2 separate regions of the Mus musculus genome follow, and region 1 is linked to region 2. The links are chromatin contacts, found by Hi-C or POLR2A ChIA-PET in ENCODE. All regions are on one chromosome and are shown on one strand. Each heading gives the region's core, a stretch centred on a gene start or an enhancer-like site at or near the end of the contact. The rest is flanking DNA. Distances are from core to core; before and after follow the strand shown. Region 1 overlaps Gm16863 (predicted gene, 16863). Region 2 holds the start of Ephb3 (Eph receptor B3).

Region 1 (7,611 bases), core at 4,317-6,816, 42 kb after region 2:
AGAAAAAAAAAGGATCATTGTCTAGAGCTAATGGGTCAAAGGTTAGGAGTCTGGACTCCACCACTTGGTAAATGTGGCCTTGTGAGATTCCAGAGCCCTTTAGATTCACAGTTTATATCTGAAAGGTGAATGTCAAAATGTGGCTTTGGCAGGGCTGTCTGCCAGTGGCTAATGTATGTGAAGTCCTGGCAGCACACATTCCCAGTGTAAGGTCTCTCAGAGTCTATCTCTCAGGCATCTGCAGGGCTCACAGCCTTCTCAAAGTAGCTTCTCTCCTTTAATTCTTTTTTTTAATTAATTAATTTATTATCTGTAAGTACACTGTAGCTGTCTTCAGACACTCCAGAAGAGGGAGTCAGATCTCGTTACGGATGGTTGTGAGCCACCATGTGGTTGCTGGGATTTGAACTCCTGACCTTCCGAAGAACAGTCGGGTGCTCTTTCCCACTGAGCCATCTCACCAGGCCCCTCTCCTTTAATTCTTAATCATTCATGAGAATCAAGGGGCTACAGCTTCCAGTTCAGCATTGTGGCAAACCATTCCAGCCCATCCCACAGCACTCCCACCTCTCTTAAGTGATCCTTGAGTCTCTTGTCCCCACTCATCACACAAAGGCCAGCACCTCCACTTGGCCACCGCCTCAGTGGGACAGAGTAACTCTGGGAAGGTATTGCATAATCAATAAACACGTACTTGGATATAAACTGTCCTAAGCAGCCACTGACCGTGCCTCCAGTGAAGGTCCAGCCTCAGCCATTTACTGGGCCCTCATCCTAGGGAATTCACTATGTAGACCAGGTTGTCCTCAGATTCAAAGAGATCAGCCTGCCTCTGCTTCTTGAGTGCTGGGATGAAAGCTCTGTACCACACCTGGCATAAGATTCCTTTCAAGTTCTTCCTTCACCCTGTCCCATCTGGAGTCCTGTGGTGACTGAAAGTCAATACCACCTTGCAATGGCTTCCTGTCCCTGTTAGGGACACTCGGTGTCAACCATATACTGAAATCACCCATCAGAATAGGGATTCACATTTGAAGTTAATGCTGTTCTGAGAGAAACACAGCCATGCATTTGGTCCATAGATAATGTTTCCTTGCAACTATGTCGTGCTCTGACTTTCCAGGAAAATGTGACCAACCCATCTCTATGACCAATCTATGATTCTCCTCCCTTGGCAGGTATCCCTTCTTCTCCCGCTGTCAGGACTCTTTCCTCATAGGAAATCCTTGGAGTGTAGTTAGTGGTTGGTTAGTAGGTGGGCAGACACTGTCCCCTGGCTACTGTAGGCCCTTACCATTGAGTTCAGACAAACCTACTGGGCCAAGCCAGTTTAGCCAGAAAAAGCCAGCAGGAGGCTGGTCTAACTAACCTCCTTAAAACACTTGGAATCTATTGTTTATTCTTTTCCCCAATGACTGCTGACTTCCAGGACCTTATGCCTGCTGCAGTCCCACGAGTCCATGTCCCAGGGTGTAGGGGCAACAGAATCAAATTCACGGGCCTCCAGATTGCTGGCTGACCCTCATATAGGACAGAATTCTGTGACCTGAAGGCACGGGCTGCTAGTGTTTGTGGGCATGTGAGAAGACCAGAGGAAGGGGTGGCTGACGAGTGAGAAAATGATCCTTGCCCAGGTCAGTCTTATCTAGAAGCCAGCCTCTGAGAACTAAGGCAATGCTGGCCCTTTGGGCCTCAGGCCTCTTGCTTGCTAGGTCTCGCATTTACTTGGGTTGATCAAGGTCTGTGACTCCTCTAGCCACCTCAGCTGTGAATGGCTTAGAAAGCAGTTCTCAAACAGCAAGGTCCTTCTGCAACTTCCACAACAGGTGGGCTTGCAATCTCTGCTTGATCGCTCCCAAGGATGGGCACCCATCGCCTGCCTGTCAAGGCAGCTGAGAGGTTCAAAGTGGAGGGTATCCAGCAAGCATTTCTTTCTGACCCCTCTGTGGAAGCGCAGAGGGGTCAGAGAGCACAGCTGTGGCTAGACATCCATGCGGGAGGGAGGTGGGCAGGGCTGCCGGCTTCGGGTGAGGCACAGGCTTCTGGAAAAGAGGCTACAGGCAGGGAGACAAAGGACAGGGTTTGAATCACCACTTGGCCGTAACTCTCTGTACAGCCTTAGGAGGTTTCGCCTCTCTTCACCTCAGTTTTCACAGCTACAAATGTGGTAGGATGGGCTTCAGGCTGGTAGGATGCTCCCCCTGGTGAAAGCCACTCTTCTGTAAGTCTGAATGTCTGGCACTGGTCTGCAGGGGCTGGGCTGGCTAGAGAGAATGAGCCCTGTGTGGGGCGGGACAAGGTCCCTTTTATTTCTCCAGGCTTTGGCAGGAGCCTACAACCACCCCCTCTCCCACCAAGGTCAAGCGGACACTGACCTGGGGGGTATAGCTGCCTTGAACAGTTGGGGGTCAGGAGCTGGTGTCTCAAGCTACAACAGCGCTGTGTGCTTTGTGTTCCTCACAGCAATCCCAAGTCTTTCTTCCTTCCTTGATGAGGCCCCACTGGCCCTGGTAGCAAACAGGTCTGCCACCTACAAACCCAATGGCCTTGAGCAGGTCATTTGCCCTCCTGATCTGGGGTTTAGTGACTCTGATGGCCACCCTGCATGGCTCCAGGGAACAAACAGCTTGCATGCTTCAGGAAGACCTCCTGTGCTGTTCAACATCAGAGAGAGAGAGGCCTTTGAGGCAGAGGTGCCAAGGAACTGAGATGAGTCTGGACCTGCCCCTGATGTCACAGTCTTTCTGCCTGTCTGTCTTCCTGTCTGTCTATTGGGGCATTGGAGGCCCTTGGGTCCAAGGCTCTAAAATGTGGACAATTTAAGGCAGCCAAAGCAAACCTTCCACTTGCTCTGTTTGTGCCAAGAGCTGAATCTCTCCTGGCTTGATGGGTTCCAGGTGTGCTCTGTGCTCTGCCTCAGTGGATCTGGTTGTGGCAATACTATCTGTGATGCTGCCCCATGGGCTGGGAAGACTCAATGAGGCCAGACCTCTCTAGCCTGGCCTCCAGCCTTTGCAAACTGTAAAGCTGGATCAGGCCCTACCCAGAATGGTGGGAGAGATGATAGCCATCTGCTCAGAGGGTCCATGGTTCAAAGCCAGGAGGTGCTGTCCACATATCCAGCAGCACACAGGGGAGGGCCCCAGATTCCTCCTGCCTTGACCTCAGGAGGTGGGAGCTATCCAGACAATTTTCACAGATCCATAAAACTGACTTAGTGGGAGGTCAACTGTGGGAGTGGCTCCAAGGAACCAGGTGGGAGCCCAGAGGGCACCAATGAGGTTTCTTTTATTGCCATTATATATTAATTATCGTGTGACAGCCATTGCTTACTAACTGCTATGTGGGCTTGCGTGTGTGATCATGATGGCACCTGAGGGGTTGCCTCAACCCTTCTCTTTTTGAAATTATTATCATTATTAATTTTAGCCTCTGTGTTCTCAGTAGTCATCCCATAACACAGTGTTATTGCTACAGCTTCTTAAAGCGCCTACTGGCTACAAGTGTAACACCAGGGTGTAATTACAAACATATTATATTTATATTTGGCTAATTCTGCCTTCTTCCAGACTGTAAGCTCCTGAAAAGGCAGTTGGCTGCGTGCTAGTTTCTTGCTTCAAGTTATAAGTACCGGAACAAGTCTGGTGACTGCAGTTATGGATGAACCATCGAACCCCAGTCAGGAAGGAGGCACCAAAAGGTGAGACAGGACTACTCTGTCCTGTCCCTGGGGGCTGGGAAAGGGGACAGTGGGAGAAAGAGGCTTTCGGAGTTGGTGTGGAGCTGAGCTGGGAGGCCACAGCGTTGACAGAGAGATACCATCCTTGGTGAAGCAGGTGCAGGTCTGGGACAGAGCAGCTGGACAAGGCCTCTGGCCCCACCCAGAGGGGAGCTGCACCTCTGGCCCCAGGAAATCCAAGGGAGTCTGAGGATCCAGCTCTATCTTGCATCATAAGACCCTCAAAGTCCAGAAGAGCCACCAGCTCTCTCTCTCTCTCTCTCTCTCTCTCTCTCTCTCTCTCTCTCTCTCTCTCACACACACACACACACACACACACACACACACTCAAAAGGGCATTCTGCAAAGACGTCAGTGTTTAGGCCATTTGGGGAACAAGGTGGAGGCAGGGTCTGATTCCTGAAGGTGTAGGATGGATTTCCCCAGCTTGGGTCCTTTCTGATTTTAATCTCTACCTCAGTTTCCATTCCCTTATATCTACAGTGGGATGGAAACCCTCCCTTGGGTGTTGGTCCCACCGCTCTGGGTCTGCTCTCACCCCCAGCATGGGGTGGGGTGGGACTTACTGCCTGGGTCTCAGCTTCCACATCTGTCATACAAGAAGGGTGACTCCCATCTTCTTGAAGGCCCCTTCCAGCTCCAACTTGCTTGGTTCTATTCTGAGAAGAGAGCCCCACCTCTGGGGAGGGGGAGCATGAACATTCTTTCAGCTGCGATTCAACCCGGGCACATGTTTGCCCAGCCCCATCCTTCACATTTAGCCTGTAGCTGTTGCCACGATGGGCACGCCCTTGGCACCGCACTCTCTTCCCTCCCCCACGAGCCAGAGCCACAGGTGGGTGGCTCGCTTCTTGTGATGCCTAGGGGGATTGGAAGGACAAAACAAGGGGATGGGAAAGAAGAGGGAAGGGGCTGGGTTTGTAGAACTGGAGGTGTCCCTGAGTACTTGAGTTGAATTCCAGCTCTGTCCACGCAAGTGAGTGTTCTAGGACAAAAGTTTTATTAACCTTTTGGGACTCTGTTCCCTCTTTTATGAACTAAGAATAATAAAGATTTTAAAAGCATTCGATTACTGTGAGGATTAATTGAAAGAATACTTGTCAAGTGCCTGGTTTATGTATAGCTCTGTTCTCTGCAAGACAGGCACCACACCCCCTTTTTCTGTTCCGTGAAAGCCCTGTGGGGGCGCTTTGACGACTTTCTGAGAGGCGCTAGAGGCAGCCCGGCCAGCTCACCCTAGTGACAGTCTGAGTCCTGGGCCTGGAAGCCTCAGCCTGGAAGCCCGGCTTGGCCGCTGGCCCTCCTGCCCCACCCCCACCCGCCCTGGGAGCGCACCAGCGCCTTTGATCTGCAGCCTTCAGTGGGATTAGGAGTCCGCGAGCCGGGCTCCCTGGGTCCCCGCTCCCCGTCGCCTTCTCTCGGGCCCTCGGGCTGGCTCCGCCGCCGGTGGTCCCCGCCCCTCCTCCGGGCAGGCCACTGGGATTCCCCCGCGACAAGCTGCACAGGGAGGGAGCGGAGGCCCGAGCGGGAAGCGTCCTCCTGGACATTTTTGGCCGGGGACTCTGTGTAAAGTGTTTAAAAAGAAAAACTCTCCGGAGGAGGATGTAACCTTTTCTTAACATCTGGGGCTCAATTAGCTAATGACAGCAAAGCCTTCTCCGGTGTCGCTGACCCCTGGGCAGCAGCCCGGCTCCCCCACCCCCGGTATTTATACAGCTGCGGCCCCTCGCTGGGACGGGGAGCAGGGGGCTTGGCTGGGTTATCTCGGCGGAGATCCGCCGCCCACCCCCCCAAAAACCGAGAAAGGCTTAGCACGCAGTCCCACCGCCAGGCCCCTCAGCTCTCCTGGGCGTCTCTCCCTCGCCCTTCCCCTCCCGATCCTTCACGGCCCCCGCCTCCCTGCGCTCTCCCTCGGCTACGCTCCCCTCCCCCGCACCCTTCCTTTCTGCTGCGGCCCTCTCTCCCTGCTTCTCTGCTCTCTTTTCCCGGTTCGCGGGTCTGAGTTTCGACCTGAGTTCGCTACCCCTCCACACTCTTCCCCTTGGCTTCTCTCTCCTCCTCCCCTGCCTCTGCCTGCCTGCCTGTCTCTTTTCTCCCTGCTATCTGTCTCTCCTTTCTCCCTAGAGGCCTCCCTTTGCTCTCTGGCCCTCTGAATGGTTCCCTTGTCCGCCTCTCCCCCCGGGTTCCATGTCCATTTTAGCGCTTCCTCCCCACCTTTGTCTCCCAGCCTTACCCTCTGAATGCCTGTCTGTCTTCCGTGGAGGTGCCCTGTCTGCCAGACATCTACTCACACTAGGGCACAACCCTAGTGCTGGGCCACCTGTGGGCCAAGCATCCTGCCCAAAGCCCCTAGCTGGACACTTTGGGAGCTGACTAGGGTCTCAAGTGTGCAATGTTTAGGAGAGTGACATTTGTCCCCGTTCCGGGTTTTAAGGGCTTGTGTTGAGGCTCTCCTGGTTACAGCCAGAGGGGATCTGAGGGCTTATGAAGACACTCATTGGCTCCAGCTGCTGGAATCTCACTTTCCCTGCTTGGGCCCCCAGGCTCCTTCTCCCCCACCACAACCTGCCTATTTTGAACCCAGGGACAGTTTAAACACTCCCCATTCCGTTTCCTTCAGCACAGTAACGCAGGCCATACACTTTTTGGTTCTTTTTTTACTTTTTAATCACCAGTACCAAGGAGAAAGCGATAAAGCACAGGAGAAAACACAGAAAGGGCAACGCGCGCAAAATAGGCATGCCCGACGGCAGCTCAGAGGCCGGAAGGAAAGCACAGAACGTAGGATGCCAAGGAGTGGATTTTGTCACTAACGCCATTGTTTCTAGAAGTCTGTAATCTTGGAGCATTACTTTACAGGCCTCAGTTCCCTCTATAAAATGGGTCTGATTGTAATTAAGCAACAACAAACCACATTGCTTGTAAAACAGCAGACATTGGGAACCGGTCTTTCATTTGAGTTTTGTTTCCTGAGAAAATCTGGGAGTTTAGGATTCCCCCACCCCTTCCCCAGAATACAATTATATTCCAAAATTCTTCATCTCAGTCGTTAAAGCATATTACATTCTCTCATCCCCCTTCTATCAAAGGGCGAGGGCTTCAAGTTCTTTTAACAGAAAACGACAGACACAGGCAACGTTTGTTAAGCGGTGGGAACTGTCCCAGAGTTCTCCAAGCCCTTTGGATGAGGATACGAAGGCCCCGCGGTGTGCTTTGAGGGTGCTTAGTGGATCTTCAGGAAAGCCAGCCAGGCAAACAAACAAGACAATACTGTTGCCCAGATTCACACGTGGGAAAACAGAGAGATGGCGTTGTCTAAGGACCACCGACGTCTCCGAAGAAATAGCACCACTGAACTGGATCTGTTCTCTGGCTGTTTGTGCTGATGGGGCAGAAGAGAAGGGTTTCTTGGAAACCTTTGGAAGCTAGCTAGATTCAAGTTAGTGAGGGGCCCAATTGTCACCCCCCTCTTGACCCTGAGCTGGCTTGGATTGGTTCAGGAAGCAGCGGGTCCGCCGAGACATCGACTGCTGCCCCAGTGCCCTCCGGATGGAGAGTGCCGAGACGACTTAATTTGCAGGAAGACGCTCACACTAGCTCATCTCGGGCCAGCCAGGACGCAATGGGGGGTCGGATTTGGCTCCTCCCAAGACCCCTCCCCAAAATCCTGTCTGGGCGCACGCTAGAGGTAGTGGCGGAAGAAACCAGAGCTCTGGCGCCAGCGCCGAGAGGGGATGGGGAGGGCAAGCCTCTGGGAGCTTGGCTGCCTCTTGCCAAGGTCAATCAAGCCGTCCCATATTCAGGAGCGCTGCGAGCACCGGGCAGCGGGCCCAGCCAGGGAGGGTGCACCGTACCCGGGCGAGCGCTTCCCG
Region 2 (6,826 bases), core at 4,062-6,561:
CGCTCTTTTTCTGAGAGCCTGCCAGGGGATTGCAGCGTGCTTTTAGGTTTGAGGGCTGTACTGCTTACTCTCTTTCTTGATCACCACCCCCTCTGATTTCCCAGCCTCAGTCAAGTTTCTCTCTACAGCCTCCTTCCCCAGGAGGCTTCCCTGGACTTCACCAGAGCTATCTTTGACAACTGGGTCAGGCGCCCTGTCTAAACCTCTTTCCTCTGGTGTTCCATGCCTATCTCGTAACGCTCACATTCTCCCTCCGCTCCCGTCCCACTCCCCTGACACAAACTCCTTTGTCTACTGGTTCATAGTTGCAGTTCTGTACCTGGCTCATGATAACTGTTCAATAAGCTGGTTGAACGTTAAATATCATGCTAAAATCTGTCTTTCTAAAAAAGTCCCTCTAGGCCCTGGCTCTCCCTACTTCCTAATTAAACATAAAAGCCCAAGAGTCTTTCCCAGTTCTTAACTTTCTCAAATGGCTGTGGGTATTGGTCCTTAATTAGCACCTTTGAGACCCCCTGGGTTCTCCCTGTCCTTCTGAGCAAGGATCTGCCTTTCTGTTCCTTCAAACATCAATATTTCTTCAAATAGCTCCTAGGGGGGAAAAATGAACTCCTCTACACAAAGAGACCACTTGCAAACTGTGCAGGCAGACTCAAAGGTCCCAAAAGCGGTCCCCTCTCGGGAAGATGTTTAAAGATCCTCTATCCAAGAGCACAGAGGGTTTTGTCAATACGCAAGCACACCATTTCCTCCTTTACCTTTCCTCAAGGGAAGCCTAACTGGAGCTCTAGCTTCAGAAGGAACACTGCAGAATAACATCAAGAGAACAGTGAGGGTCGGGCAGGTTGGGTGGGAAGGGGAGAAAGGCAAGAAGCTGCCAAGAGGCCTTAGCAGGCATTGGAATAACAGCTCAAGACGATTTCCAAAGGCTACTGTGGATGGAGGGGCTGCACCTTTCTCACCCTATGAAAGGATGATTAGGAAGTGAGAGAAAAAAAACTAGGAATAGCCACGGCCAGCTGCTCTGAGCCTTCAAGGAAGCTAGAATGTTTGCCTACTAGCGCTTAGAGTATACTAGAGCAACAGCCCTCTCTTCTTAGTCCCATATGAAGGAGGAGTTGATTGACAGGTCTGCAGCTCAGGTAAGTGCTGTTGGCTTTGTGGCTCCATTGACTTTCTTTCCTTATCTAAAAATAAGGGGATTTTTGAACTACATATCAAAGTCCCTTCGGCCTTTCCTTTAGGAGAGTTGTTGATAAAACAGAAAAGCAGAAAAGTCCGGAAGTGGATGTGACTCAAGAGGATGATTAGACTACAGCCTGCCTCCCATCTTGGATATAATGCTTGTTTAGACACAGTAATGTCTAGACTGGGATCCAGGTAAATAGGAGAGGTGAAAACGTTATCCCTACATCTTGTATTAGACATTGGATGGAGACTACTGAGCTTTCAAAAGACTCACGCAAAGCTGTGCAAGAAGCAAGAAGGAATAGTAGATGGTTATAACTTTATGTGCCAGTTTTCTGCAGACTGGCAATAGCTGTATGGAATATCACATGGATAAAATAGTCTGGGATTGATTAATAATGTCTGCCTCCAGTTTGGGCCAGAGAAATGGCTAAAACTACCTGGTGCTTGCATATATACTGATCATTTAGCAAGTTGTTAATGAGCAGGTACTTCATGAAGAACACTGGTCTTCATTGGAAGATCAGTGACAAATACAAGTTCTTATGCTCTGTTCTATCAGGGGAGACAATATATGTGTAAACTGATGATTAATAATGTAGTTTTAACCAGTACAGATCACGTCATAGACTAGACAGTCATGGTGTGGAAAAGGAGGAGAAAACCCAAGGGGCCAGACAGGTGACATTTAAGGTGATATCCAAATGCTAAGATGGAAGTGCTCTGGAGAAGAGCTGAAGGAAGGGGCACCAGGCAGAGAGAACAGTAATGTCAGAATCCTGAGGCAGGACTACTAACTACCAGGGAGACCAGAGTTGGCTGTTCAAAGACTAGGGAATGGGGTCAGTAGAGGAGGTGGGATTGGGTGTCTGACAGACCTCCCACATTCAGCCAGTATATACAAAACAAACCCCTACTCCCTGCCCCCAAAAAACCAGTCCCCACCCACCCCATCTCCAATCCTCTTCCTGCATCAACCTCACCTCCAAGTTCTTCCCTTTTCTCCTAACTAAATAAGGCTCTGTCTACCCTATTGTTGGACCAATCTGGTACAACTGCAGGCTCGTCTACAGCAGCTCTCACACCAGTTTCCCCACTGGGCTCCTCGTCTCTGAAGCATTTCTTGAACAAATCCCACCACTTCTTCCTGCCCCAAGTTCTCTTTCTTTGTTTCACCCTAACTCAAGTCAGGGCCAGAAGCTTTCTTATCTCTTTAAAGGAAACCTGGAGTCATTAACTGTTGCACACATTCCTCTAATTGTCTGCAGACACTGCAGAAAGAATTGGAAGCCGGGCATTCATTATCAGAGGGGGCCCCCGCTTTTTTGGTTCCTTAGTGAAAGTATCACAGTAGCCCAAGAGGGAGAGAAGACCTTCACCCACTTATCCTCACATGGATTCTTGGGCTCAGAAAGTTCAGCATCTTATTATAGACCCCACAGCTGCTGAATGCACAGGCCTGCCAAGTTGCTTCTGAGCATCAAGCTTTCTCCTAAAATCAAACCCGGCAAACAATGATGTGGTCAGAGAAATGGTTTTAGCATAGCAGAGCTCTTCCTCTTCCCTTCAAAGTCCTAGGCCAGAGCCCAGTTGCTGGGTTGCTCAGCATCTCAACTTGGAAACATGAGAAAGAGGGACCTTCTGCATATTGATTTCCAGTCCCAGTATGTCCATCTGCCCCCATCTCCAACCCTTTGTTGCCAGCTCATCAGCCTTTGCCACTGGCTGCTGCTGCCATCAGAACTTTGATGCTTTCCAGTCTGTCAACATCTAAGGTCAGGAAGCATTCCCGTGGGAACCATGGTGCCAACATCCGGTGAGGACAGGCCCCCATTACCTGCTTTTGCTATCATACCCAAGAACAAAGGAGCTTGGTGCCTGCCGCCTGGTGGGCTGTTTGTCTAGGGTGAGGCCAAGCCTGGCACAGATGTTGAGTAAACAGGAGTGCCAGCCTCACAGATCTGCCTTACAATAAGCAAGGCTTTAATTGGGATGTGTTACCCCCAGGCCACCTGCTAAAAATCACAATGGTCAACATCAACCAGATCTCCAGGGCTATAGGGCAAGCAGTCCCTGCTCTCCATCTTGGGATCTCCAGTCCCACAACTGAGAACTGGATATGACGGTTTCTAAGATACCTCCGGTGGACTAGAGCTTTCTGTAAGCTTTTAGAACTCAATAGGTCAGAGCCTCTGAATAAGGCAACCCCCACCCCAGCTTCATGCATCCACACCCACCTCAGCCTTGCCCAGAGAGACAAAGCTCTTTCAAAGCAATACCCTTAGGCTCTGGACCCATGACCTTACCCCACCCTGCTTTGGTTTGTCTGAACTGGAGTCTTAAGGGTGCTTCCTGATCAGAGGGACAAGTCAGTCTGTCTATCGTGTTTCTGAGCCCATCTCTAACTCAACTCTCCTTCTTTGGCCCAGAAACCATGGGGGGAGGTACGGAAGGCTCTGAGGGACCATGGAGTGATGGTCACCCCTTAGGCCCATGAGAGGATGCATGGTGGTCACGACTTTAGAATTCAGTACACATCAGAACCACCTACTTGTTAGAATACAGAATCCTGAGCTCCACATTGCAGATACTCTGAATCCTAGCATGTGAGGTGGGAAGGGACAGCTTGAGGTTCTGAACACATGCTAAGGTGCTCCTTAGTTCTTTAATAAAGCAGAGTGTCTGTAACTACACTGTCCTGGGTTCAGCTCCTGTAACTTGGGGCAAGCTGCCAAGCCTTTGTACACGCCAGTTTGTCTATGTATTTTCTTTTACTTTCTTTCTTCAGTTTTGTCTGTAAAATGAGGCTATAATAACACCTACCCTGAATAAGTGTGAGGTATTGTTTCAGGGTGTTTATTACACCTTGTAAATGTTCTAAAAGTGAACCGGCAGAAGTCCATCACAGTAACCTAGAGGCTCTCTTTGATGTTTCCGACCCCGGCACCTCTCTCATTCACCTAGGCACAAATACACTTCAAACTTAACTTGTTGGCTCTTCCTTCTAGTCATGGTCTAAGCCACCACCCTCCCTTCCACTACATGGCCCCTTCACTAGCCCCCAGGATTCCACCACTGTCTCTGCCTGTCATCCTCCCAGGACAGACATGCCAATCTGATAATGTAATGTCCCCCTGTTTCAAGAGAAAGGCTACATTGTGAGTCCAAAATCGTATCCTCCGGGCCCCTCCTCATCTACTTCTCCTCAGCCGGTTCACCCTCTCTCCGCTCTAACTCTGCACTCAAGCGATTCTGAACTTTATTCTGAACATTTTTTTTCTTCGATTCTAGGTCTTAACACAAAAGTGTATGTTCTCTGCCCGGAGCACTGCCTCCCATCCTCAATACACTATTACTCATCCATCTTGTATACTGTCACTTAGATCCCGTTTCCTTAGACCTAACATTGTGCTTCGAAAAGGTAGGTTCTTTCCCGGCAGGAATGCTTGTTAGCCCCGCTGTGAGTTTTAAACCCACCTCCACCAGTTAACACATGGCTCCGGGATAATAAACGCTTCTCTGCTCTAGCCACTTTGAAACATTGTGGGTGCCCAAAAAATATTTTCTAATAAATTATCACAATCGAATAGACGAATAAATAAACCCTTGAGCGTCCCTTGAAGCGGGCTCTGCCGGGGTGGGTAATTCCCACGCCCCACATTCCTTTCCCTACTCGCTAAGGCCTGTCCTGGGTCTGGATGTGCTTGGAAGAAAAAAAGCCTCTTGACAGAATCCCATGGGTCTGCTAACCACAGGGGGGCGCCCCCAGCTCGTTCTATCTGGTTATCACCGTCTAGGACTGGAGCTGGTTACTAATCGCCAATAGGAGAGAGGGGCGGGGTTACCCGATTGACTGACAGTGTGGCTCCGCCCAGTCTAATTCATCTTTTCAATGGCTCCTCCTGCTGCAAGCCCCAGGACGCCGAGGGTGGGCTCGGTGGAAGAGCGGCCAACTGAACTCCAGCAGAGTGCTCTCGCAGCAGAACCAGCTGGCTGGGCGGTCTGTGAGTGGGCGGCCGGCCTCTGGGGGCGTGGCCTGAGTGTTGACGGGCAGGCAGGTAGCCCTGCCCCTCTCGCCCAGAGCGGCCGCTCCACCGCGAGGACCAGCAGAAGTGAGTACGTGAGCGGCGCAGCCAGATACCGGCTCCTACCCCGGACGGCGAGCGCACAAGGATCCCGGGATCTGAGCTCGGCCTCAGTGGACTGTGCCCCGAGAACCTGCGACCACCTGCGCCCTCCGCTTCCCGAGTCATTGGGCATCAAGCCACCCAGCGCCCCGGATCCTCCTGGACCGGTCCGTCCAGATTCCCGCGGGAACGACCTGCCGGCATCTACCCGGAGTCCCGGGTTGGGCGACACCTCGGTTACAGAGCAGCCCGTCTGCTTTGCTCCCCCTCCCTGACGGGATCTCTTGGACTGTGCGCGAGCCTTCTTCCTCGGGCGTCCCCAGCCCCGCCGGCGCGGCCCGGCTCGGCCCCCCAACCGAGCGCCCCGGGCTATGGCCGGAGCCCGCCCGCCGCCGGGGCTTCTGCCGCTGCTCGCTCCGCTGCTGCTGCCGCTGCTGCTTCCCGCCGGCTGCTGGGCGCTGGAAGGTGAGCGGCGTCGGGGTCCCGCGCGCTACCGGGGAGCCCCGCAGTGTGGGGCCGTGGGCTGAGCACACGTCCAAGGAGACTCTAGGCTCGAGCCGGCTCCGCAGCCCTCTTTGGGGAAACTGCTAGCATCAGGACTCAGCACCGACTCCCGAAAGCAGCAGTTCGGCCGTGGGTTGTTTTTTGTTTTTCGGGTTTTTTTTTTTTTCTTCTTTCCATTTGGAAGGGATAGCCTACAGTCAAAGCAGAGGAACGAGACCCTCGGGGGTTCGCACCTCTGGAAGGCGAGGAAATGTGGGCGACTCAGCATCAAGGCGGGGGGGCTGCGGGACTGGGCGCTTGGGCGGGTGAAGCGAAGCTCCTCGGGTTGGGGGCTGCACTGGTTGGGAACCCGTTGTAGTTAACAGTAAGCGTGATTGTGTGCACCCCGCTTTGTCAGGGGATGGCTGCGGGGGTGGAGAGGCAGGGGGGCCTGTCATTGTTTATGGTTTTTCAAGTGCCAGCAACACAAGAGGTGTGTGTGTGTCTGTTGTAAACCTTCTCGGACCCACCCCACCCCCACCTCCAGCAGGACCTTTGGAGGGCTTAGGTTTCCATTGAACCCTCACCAACAGGGATTTACCCGGGGAGCACCTGAGCCGAGTGGCTACTAGTCATCAGCGGCGGGAAAAGGTCAGCCTTGTCTGTGGGCTCAGTGAAACCTACTAAGACTGCTACTGGGAAGAAATTGAACTTGGACAAACAAACAGCCCGAGTGTGGCTGGCCCAGACAAGAGAGCTCACACTTACGCCACTTGACATGAACCCACAGGGAACACCGGCACAGGTCACTAACACAGTCTAGAGGCACATACAGTCCCCTGGTGTTACAAAAATTGTAAACCTATTCAGTCAGGGGTGAAACTCAATGTTGAGGGAGGGCAGCAAAGAATTTGAGGGAAAATTGCAATGCAGGCAGTACTTAATTTTTGGTGTATTGGTTAGATGCACTTTTTTAGTTGAGGAACAAAATACGATCCCTATGCAGTTGGTTTCCTTTCCATAAATTC

Evidence for each region. A loop is a pair of places that touch in the nucleus more often than their neighbours do. ChIA-PET counts read pairs that join two places held with the same protein, here RNA polymerase II (POLR2A).
Region 1: a map of heart shows a loop between it and region 2 (3-fold over the local background). The contact joins the enhancer-like site here to the promoter of Ephb3 in region 2. A Hi-C loop is called at or near these places in 13 of 37 maps with a recorded cell type or tissue (T-helper 2 cell, adrenal gland, gastrocnemius and 2 more). POLR2A ChIA-PET finds 5 or more read pairs at or near these places in 3 of 5 experiments (Patski and embryonic stem cell).

Annotation. Positions count from the first base shown.
Region 1 is chr16:21,241,113-21,248,723 of GRCm38, forward strand. Gm16863 (predicted gene, 16863) reads right to left here. Exons shown (of 5, transcript NR_046162.1): 5 at 6,387-7,611. Among named protein-coding and RNA genes, the nearest start is that of Mir7680, 11 kb to the right of the region's middle. Within about 2 kb of position 5,567, at least 2 of the 3 ENCODE cell types and tissues checked have a DNase peak (open chromatin) inside an H3K27ac peak, as active enhancers do; they include gastrocnemius and heart, where a contact is called at or near this core.
Region 2 is chr16:21,199,484-21,206,309 of GRCm38, forward strand. It overlaps Ephb3 (Eph receptor B3), which reads left to right and starts at 5,312. Exons shown (of 16, transcript NM_010143.1): 1 at 5,312-5,780. The coding sequence starts at 5,687.